Linked DNA regions of Mus musculus: all the other regions are linked to region 2. The links are chromatin loops, found by intact Hi-C in ENCODE. Cell type or tissue: left cerebral cortex. All regions are shown on one strand.

What was found. Peaks named below come from ENCODE experiments on the same cell type or tissue, not always from the same donor. Only the 100,000 strongest peaks of a DNase experiment are listed, where the experiment ranks them.
Region 1: it touches region 2 in a loop (16-fold over the local background); 37 of 42 quality-filtered maps call a loop at or near these places.
Region 3: it touches region 2 in a loop (7-fold over the local background); 8 of 42 quality-filtered maps call a loop at or near these places.

What each region holds. Positions count from the first base shown.
Region 1 is chr7:44,350,179-44,352,678 of GRCm38, reverse strand. It overlaps Shank1 (SH3 and multiple ankyrin repeat domains 1), which reads right to left. Exons shown (of 25, transcript NM_001034115.1): 23 at 1,635-1,731; 24 at 1-1,122. Among named protein-coding and RNA genes, the nearest start is that of Gm39001, 23 kb to the left of the region's middle. In left cerebral cortex, a CTCF peak has its summit at 1,231 (motif pointing right); DNase peaks (open chromatin) are centred at 143, 779 and 1,246; H3K4me3 peaks cover 275 bases; H3K27ac peaks cover 1,789 bases.
Region 2 is chr7:44,261,463-44,263,962 of GRCm38, reverse strand. It overlaps Gm15517 (predicted gene 15517), which reads right to left. Exons shown (of 3, transcript NM_001384596.1): 1 at 2,429-2,500; 2 at 2,292-2,351; 3 at 2,072-2,174. The coding sequence starts at 2,443. The coding sequence ends at 2,163. Among named protein-coding and RNA genes, the nearest start is that of Gm15517, 1.3 kb to the right of the region's middle. In left cerebral cortex, a CTCF peak has its summit at 1,045; DNase peaks (open chromatin) are centred at 553 and 1,031; H3K4me3 peaks cover 638 bases.
Region 3 is chr7:44,560,164-44,562,663 of GRCm38, reverse strand. No RefSeq gene overlaps it. Among named protein-coding and RNA genes, the nearest start is that of Nr1h2, 7.4 kb to the right of the region's middle. In left cerebral cortex, a CTCF peak has its summit at 1,434 (motif pointing right); DNase peaks (open chromatin) are centred at 1,433 and 2,265.

The DNA of each region.
Region 1 (2,500 bases), 89 kb before region 2:
TGTCGCCTCCATCCTCATCTCCTGCGTCGGTGGACAGGAATAGCGTGGACCGCCGCCGGGCTTCGTTTTGCCAGCCTCCCTCCCTCCGCGCCGCGCCCACTAGGGCTGCTCCAAACTGGCTAGTGAAATCCAGGGTGGCCGGGCCGCTGGGTGACGCAGGGGTGGGCACGGGCGACGGGGACGGCGGTACAGGGGACGTGGCAGGTGCAGGGCTAGGCGAGGATCCTCCGCCGCCCGCGCCGTCGGGCTGGGTGGGGGGCTCAGCCTCTGTGCTGCTTCCCTGGCTACTGCGGCCGCTGCTACTGGTAGATGGGGCTTTGATGATGATGGTAGGGATAGGGATGGAATTTTTCTCCGACGGCCCGGCCGGAGGTGGTTCGGACCGAGGCAACGCCGGGGATGTTGGAGAGGACGCGGGAGGGAGGCTGCCCTTTTGGGGCTCGCCTTCCACTTTGGTCTGCTTGACCAGCGGGCCTTTGCGACCGCGGCCGGAGCGGGCTGGTACGTACATAGCCGCACTGGCCGCCCTCGGGGGCAGCTGGAAGTAGCGCAGGGCGGGAGCCTGAGCAGGACCGCTACTGCCTCCGCTGCTACTGTGGTGGGAAGGTGATGGGGCCCCCGAGGTCGGGCTGGGTCCTCCACCTCGCCAGCCTCGAAGGCTGGGCTGGGGTCCCAGAGCCAATCGAGGTGGGGGATCGTCGGGGGAACCTCCTGTCTCCATCTCCGGTGGGTGGGGAGGATGCGCATGGTGATGGTGGGGCTGAGGAGGTGGGGCGTGATGATGGTGGTGATGAGGTGGGTGGTGGTGGGCAGGGGGTAGGGCGCCACTGTGATATAGGCTCTTCTCTCGGCCCCCACTACGGGGGTCAGGAGGAGATGGCCCATCGAAAGATGAAGGTGAGGAGGCGGGAAGGGGACCCCCGGAACCAGGGTTAAAGGGCCCTCCCCGAGGCGAGGGAGTGAGGCGGCCGGAAGAGGAGGGGGCCGGAGGTGTGCTATAGGGCGGCTCTGGTGGGGATGTAGTGGGTGGTGGGGGTATGTCCTCTGAACCCGGGACTGACAGGCTACGACTGAATTTCATGGCTGGGGGTGCTAGGTAGGGTCTGTCATCTTCCGCAGCCCCTGTTGAGATACGTAAGACCAATGGAGGAATTAGGGACTGGCCCAGCTCCTTCTGCATACAAGCTATACAACAGCAGAGGCGCAAGAGAAATTCAGTGGAATTTCACCCTCTGGCCAGGAGGGGGAGCCATTTCCTAATTAGTCAAAGGCCTGAATCCATGATAATGGTGACTTGGAGCGAGTTTAAAGCGTGCTTGAGAAGAAGAAAAGGCTATTATTTTACACAGAGACGCCTAGGAAGTAGCTAGCTTCTCTCTCAACAAGGATCTGCCTCCACTTACTACCCGCATGCTACCAACAATCCTTCCTCTGGACACCAAAGACCCCGGTTTTCTAGATGAAGGTCAGGAAGCCGAGAGACCACCCACGCAGTCCCGCAGGCGAGAAGCAAAGTTGGAATTCATCCAAACCCGACCTCCTCTAACCAGGGTCGGATGTGGTGCTGCAGCACATTTCCAAACCTAGACAGTCCTCTCCTGCCCCTGGGCTACGGTCCTTTCTGGGGGACATACCGATAGATTTCTGCCGGAGCATAAGGCCAGGTCCGGGAGGCAGGAAAGAAGGCCGGTCATAACTTGGCTGGGAGCGGTGGTGAGGATCAAAGCTCGACTTCGGGGCAGCAGTTAGAGGAAGAGAGAAAAGAGAGCGAAGAGGGATCAGTCAGAGTTCTCCACACTCCAAAAGGAAATTACTTTCTCCTCTGAGCTCTTTCATGGCAGAGACGAGGCACACAGAAGCTAGAAAGCAAGTCCTGGGAGAATTCTCTGGGGAAGCAGTCAGGAGAAAGAAAAGAAAAGCAGGCAGCCGAGCAGTCCCACTAAAGCAGGTACCACCTGCAGTCGTGGCCTGTACCCAGGTCCCATTGACACTCTTCTGGCCTGTGGTGGCAGCCACCCCTCTGGCTTTGTTGTTTCCTCTCTCCTTCACTCCTTTCTGGTCTCTTTTCCAGAGTTGGCGGAATCTTTCAAAAAAGAAATCAGGGCTGGAGCGATTGCTCAGTCAGTAATACGCTTTGCCACACATACAGACATGAGGACCCAGTTCTGATTCCCAGCAGCTGCAGCTCACGTCAGACTTAAAAGTGTGTGTGTGTGTGTGCGCGCGCGCACGCGCATGCTGGAGGGGCTCATAGAGGCCGGAGAAAGGCACAAGAGCTAGAGTTGCATATGTGGGGGAAGTGGGTGGGCTGCAGGGCTATCCAAGCCTGGAACCCAAACTCCCATCCTCATGGTGACACAGCAAACCCTCTTAGCAATGGAACCATCTTTCCAGCCCCAGTTTCAACTCATTCAAGAAAAAAAAATTGTCTGTCTGGTCACCAATCCATTGTTCTGTCAATTCATCATTTGTACCTGTTTATCATTCCATCTGTCTGTCT
Region 2 (2,500 bases):
GTCGATTAACTAAATTATAATCTTTAAAGCACATACTATAATCCTGGCATATAACAGGTATTTACTAGCCGGGTAGTGGTGGCGCATGCCTTTAATCCCAGCACTTGGGAGGCAGAGGCAGGTGGATTTCTGAGTTCGAGGCCAGCCTGGTCTACAGAGTGAGTTCCAGAACAGCCAGGGCTACACAGGGAAACACTGCCTCGAAAAACAAAAACAAGTATTTACTTTTAAAAATAAGCATAGTGATAATAATAATAAAAAAAAAATCCCATCTTTGTCTGAGTGAAGGTCTGTGAAAGAATTTCCCGGGCAGCAGAGCTACCCATTCGAAGCGCTCAGCTTCCTCACAAAAAGGAGCCGCCTCAGAACCCCAGCTGCCCATTCATAGCACCCTGGGGAACGTTCAGAGCAGAATCGATGCTCCGTCCCACCCCAAGCCCAGTGGTGGGAATTGACAAAGCCCTCAGTGGCTCTCCACAGCGCCGGCCCGAGACACATCCATCTCCGCTGGACTGCGGTTGAGAAAATGCCAAGTTGATAGCTCCCTGAGGACTCAGAAACCACATAAATGGTCAAGCCCTGGGGGAAGGAGGGATGTGGAGGGCGCAAAGGTTGACTTGGTTCCGCGGTTGAAAAACCGCTGACAGCCAAGCCCACCTGGAGAGTGAAGAGACGGGGTGAGGCAGGAAGGTTTGCTCCGGAAGCTTTCAATGGAGGACTCGCAGACTAGGGGTTGCAAAGGGCTCCTCAGCCCGCTCGGAGTGTGTGGCACAGCAGGTGAAAAGCCGTTAGGGTGCGGCTGCTCAGCCGTTTTTTTGAGTTACGGGGCTAAGGGTATAGCAGAAGGGCCTGGTGTGAGCCATGTGGGTAGGGAGGTGCAGGGAGGGAGAGGCCACTCTATTTACAGGAGGAGGTGGATGCTTGGGAAATACCTGGTTGAGAGCTCAGGCAGGAGTCTCAGTCTCCTGCCAATTAAAATCTAGGAAAATAGTCTGACACCGCCACCATGCGGCCATTTCTGGTTTTGCGTACAAGGAGTCCTTGCATTTGAGGACAAAGGGTGCTGTTACTGGCTCTGATCAACAGAGGGCGCGACCGCTAGTTCGTCTTGGTCTCAGTTTGCTTGTAACCCACTAAAATTGCGCGGATCTGAACTAAACGGATTTACAAATCTGTTCGTGATTGGAAATTTCTAGTCCTTTTCCCGAAGACCCAGAGCATACAAATGATTTTTCTTTTTTCACTTTGGGGAGGTTGGAGGAGGCAGGAAGGTTGGCGTGTGCTAACAGATCTCCTCTATTTTGGGGTTCTGGACACTTCTATTGGAAAGGGATTTGATGGCAGGTGATCACAGTTGAATAGGAGTTTGCTAAGACAAGAAAAAAATAAAAGGAAGAAATATTATCATTTTTTAAGATAACCAGGGAAGGAATTATATCCAGACTCTTTACACACAGTCGCAACATCTGCCCACACCTTTGATCTCTGGCAATCCTTAGTGTGGCCTTTCTTTAAACAGATTTTCACCTTTGCTGGGTAGGAGTGCTCAGAGAGACAGGTCTGAAGTCCTGAGCAAGCTGTTTAGTGCCAGATGGAGAATTGGGCCCTGGAAGTTCTTTTCTGTGCCCTGGCACTCACAGCTGAAATGCCCCTTAAATACTCATGTGACCTAAAGATTCCTACGCATTCTTCAAAACCCACTTCTCCCTCAGACCTAGGGGTCCAAGCTCCAGCACTCCTCCCACAGACATAGGACTCTAAGCCCAACCTCCTCCCACAGATGCAAGAGATCCAAGGCCCAGCCTCCTTCCACAGACTTGGAGGTCCAGGGCCCAGCCTCTTCCCACAGATTTTGAGATCCAGGACCCAGTCTCCTTTCTCAGACCCAGAGGTCCAGGACCCAGCTTCCTCCCTCAGATTCAGAGGTCCAGGGCCCAGCCTCCTCCCATAGACTTGGAGGGACAGGTCCCTAGCCTCCTCCCTGAGATCTAGGGACCAGGTCTCTCCTTTTCATCTTCCTGCTGAGATCCATGGTTGTGGGGAGCAGGGCTTAGGGAGCAGGGAGCCTTGGTCTGGTGCTGTTACATTTATTGGATCTCAGAGGCCAGCGCAATGGCAGAGCAGGCGGGGGCCAAGCTGGTGGAGTGGGGCGTCATGCCTTCTTACTGCTGAGCCTAGAGCAGAGATAGAAGTACAATGTAGACACGTGGCAGCTCAGGATAGTAAAAGCTCCAGGGCCAAATGAAGAGAGACAGGAGAGACAGAGCCCTCTCATCCCGCCTCCCCCTCACCTTGTTGAAGAAGTAGATGGAGGCTAGGATGGTGAACACGGCCATGGCCAAGGTCACATTCTGGGGGAGGAGGTCAGGAGTCAGCTCCCTCCCCTCCCTCCCCCCACCTCTGCCCCAGCCCCTTCACCTGTCCTCACTTCCTGCAAGTTCATAGCCATGGGTCCTAGCCGCACAGCACTTGGCCTCCCTCACCCAGACCTCGGAGTCAG
Region 3 (2,500 bases), 300 kb before region 2:
AGGCAGTTGGATCAGAACTTCAAGGTTATCCTCACTACATAAAGAGTTCAAGACAAAAGTGTGCTACATAAGACTCTTAAAAAACAAACAAACAAACAAAAAACCAACGAAATAAAATAGAACCAGAGAGGGGGCTTGGTGGTTGAGAGCACTGGCTGCTCTCGCAGAGGACCTAGGTTTAGCTCCCAACATCCAGTTTGGGCGATTCACAAAAGCCTGTAACCCCAGATCCAGGGCATTTCCAATCTCCATGGCCACTGTACTCACACACATAATTAAAATTAAAAATTCGTGGGTTGATTTCTGAACACTTTCCTGGCACCTAGAAACAGCCATCACCTACTAAATACTGGTAGGAGAGATTGTATGGATTCCCCATGCTCATCCTGTCCCGGCCTTCTCTTAAACGGCAGGCAGAGACAGTGCACCCACAAACATACATAAATAAATCTTAAAAGAAAGAGAGAAAGAAAGAAGAAAGAAATATTCTGTTAGGAGGCTGGAGAGATGGCTCAGCGGTTAAGAGCACTGACTGCTCTTCCAGAGGTCCTGAGTTCAATTCCCAGCAACCACATGGTGGCTCACAACCATCTGCAATGGGATTCTGATGCCCTCTTCTGCTGTGTCTGAATATAGTTACATTGTACTCATATACATAAAATAAATAATAAATAACTAAAAACAAACAAAACAAAAACAGCAGGCAGAGCCTCAGTTGCAGGCAGAGTGTCGGTTACAACTATTAGAAAAAACAAAAAACAAAAAACCAAAAAAGAAACCCAAATGGCTGAGGTGCCCATTTAACGTATCAAGGTGGATGTCGGCCAATATCATTACCATTAATACCTGTTACAGAGTCCTGGCTCATCTCAGTACTTTTCACACTGCCCCCTACCCTGAACCTTTCCAGCCCCTGAGCTCCCTTCTCTTCCCTCAGCTTCTCTGATTCCTATATAACATCAACCATTTTGGCTACGGGATGTCTTGGTCTTCTCTCGGTCCTCGCTCCTTTCTTGTGCCACACACACACACCCGCGCCCCTTTTCCTTTCTTGCCCCACTCTCCCATGGCCAGGTTCTGTCCTCTAGCCTGGTTCAGTTTGTACTCTTCCAAGATACCTCTGGCCTGGCTGTTCTCTTCTCAACCACACCTGGGAACAATCATGTCCTCATTTTTACTATTTATTTATTTATTTATTTAAATGAAATAACCCTGACCATTCATTCATTCATTCATTCATTCATTCATTCATTCATTCATTCATTCATTCATTCATTCATTCATTCATTCATTCATTCATTCATTCAAGTTAAATAACCCTGACCATTCACCTCTTCTTGTCACCTTCATTCTGGGACCCTTGTATTACGTTTTATTAAGGAACTTTCTAAATGTTTTCTGCAAATCATAACATGGCCACACGGTGGCAGCGTGGGGCTGTGTTTCCAAACAAGATCCCTCTGCGGTACCTAGAGGGCTTCAGCTGCTGGGAGGTACAACCAACCTCTCTGCAGCTTTCCTGCCTGTGGCTCTAGCCAAACCCATCGCTGGTAGTTTCTTCCTCTCTGACAGTGTCTTCCAAGCTATCTGGGAGAAAATGCTCTTCTTCATACAGCCGGGCAAGTGGGGCTACATCACCACCCCGTTTGGCGACCGGGGATGGAACCCAGAGACAAGGGCATGCTACGCTTGGGGTTCTACCAATGAACCATGCCCAAAGCTCCTCACTGGGCAGGGACTCTACCCCCGAGCCACAACCTAAATCACCTTTTTACTTTTTTATTTTGAGACAGGTGACATTAAGTTGCCCAGGCTCATTTGACCTTGTTCTGTAAACCTGATAGGCCTTGAACTGGTGATCCTCCTGCCTCAGACTCTTGGGTAGCTAGGATGTCCAAGCCTGGCCCATTTCCTTCTCAGATCTTTTGCATACTCTCTTTACTCAAAGTTTCCACCCACCCTAGCCTTGCTGGTATCTGAGGGCTCTGGATGTATTCCTCCCTGCACTCCTTGGTCCATGCTGTTCCTTCTGCCCTGTAGTGTGCCCACTCGGGTGCACACATGCGTGCACGCACACGCACACACACGCACACCCAGGGGCTCAAGGCCACCCCCATCAGATCTTTTTAGTGGATTTTACTTTTTGGTACTCCCTCCTGCCTGCTAAACAAACTATGTCGGCTCTACCCCAGCCTACGGGACATGGTATGTGGGGGAGGAACATTTTATTATGACATACCTAGGGACAGATGGTGCCACACAGTGGACTTTCAGCCTCGTGACTGTGTACACATAATTTCAAATGTCACATCTGCTGTGTTTTTTGTGAGCTGCTCTGTCCCAGGGCTGGGGTTCTGATGTCAGCACCTGCTTCAGATGACCCCCCAAAATGCCTGTAGTTTCAGCTCCAACTTCTCTGATGCTCCTTTGGTGTCTCCTGGGTTTTTTGTTTGTTTGTTTTGCTGTCTATTATTTTTCCAGCTTTTTGTTTTGTTTTGTT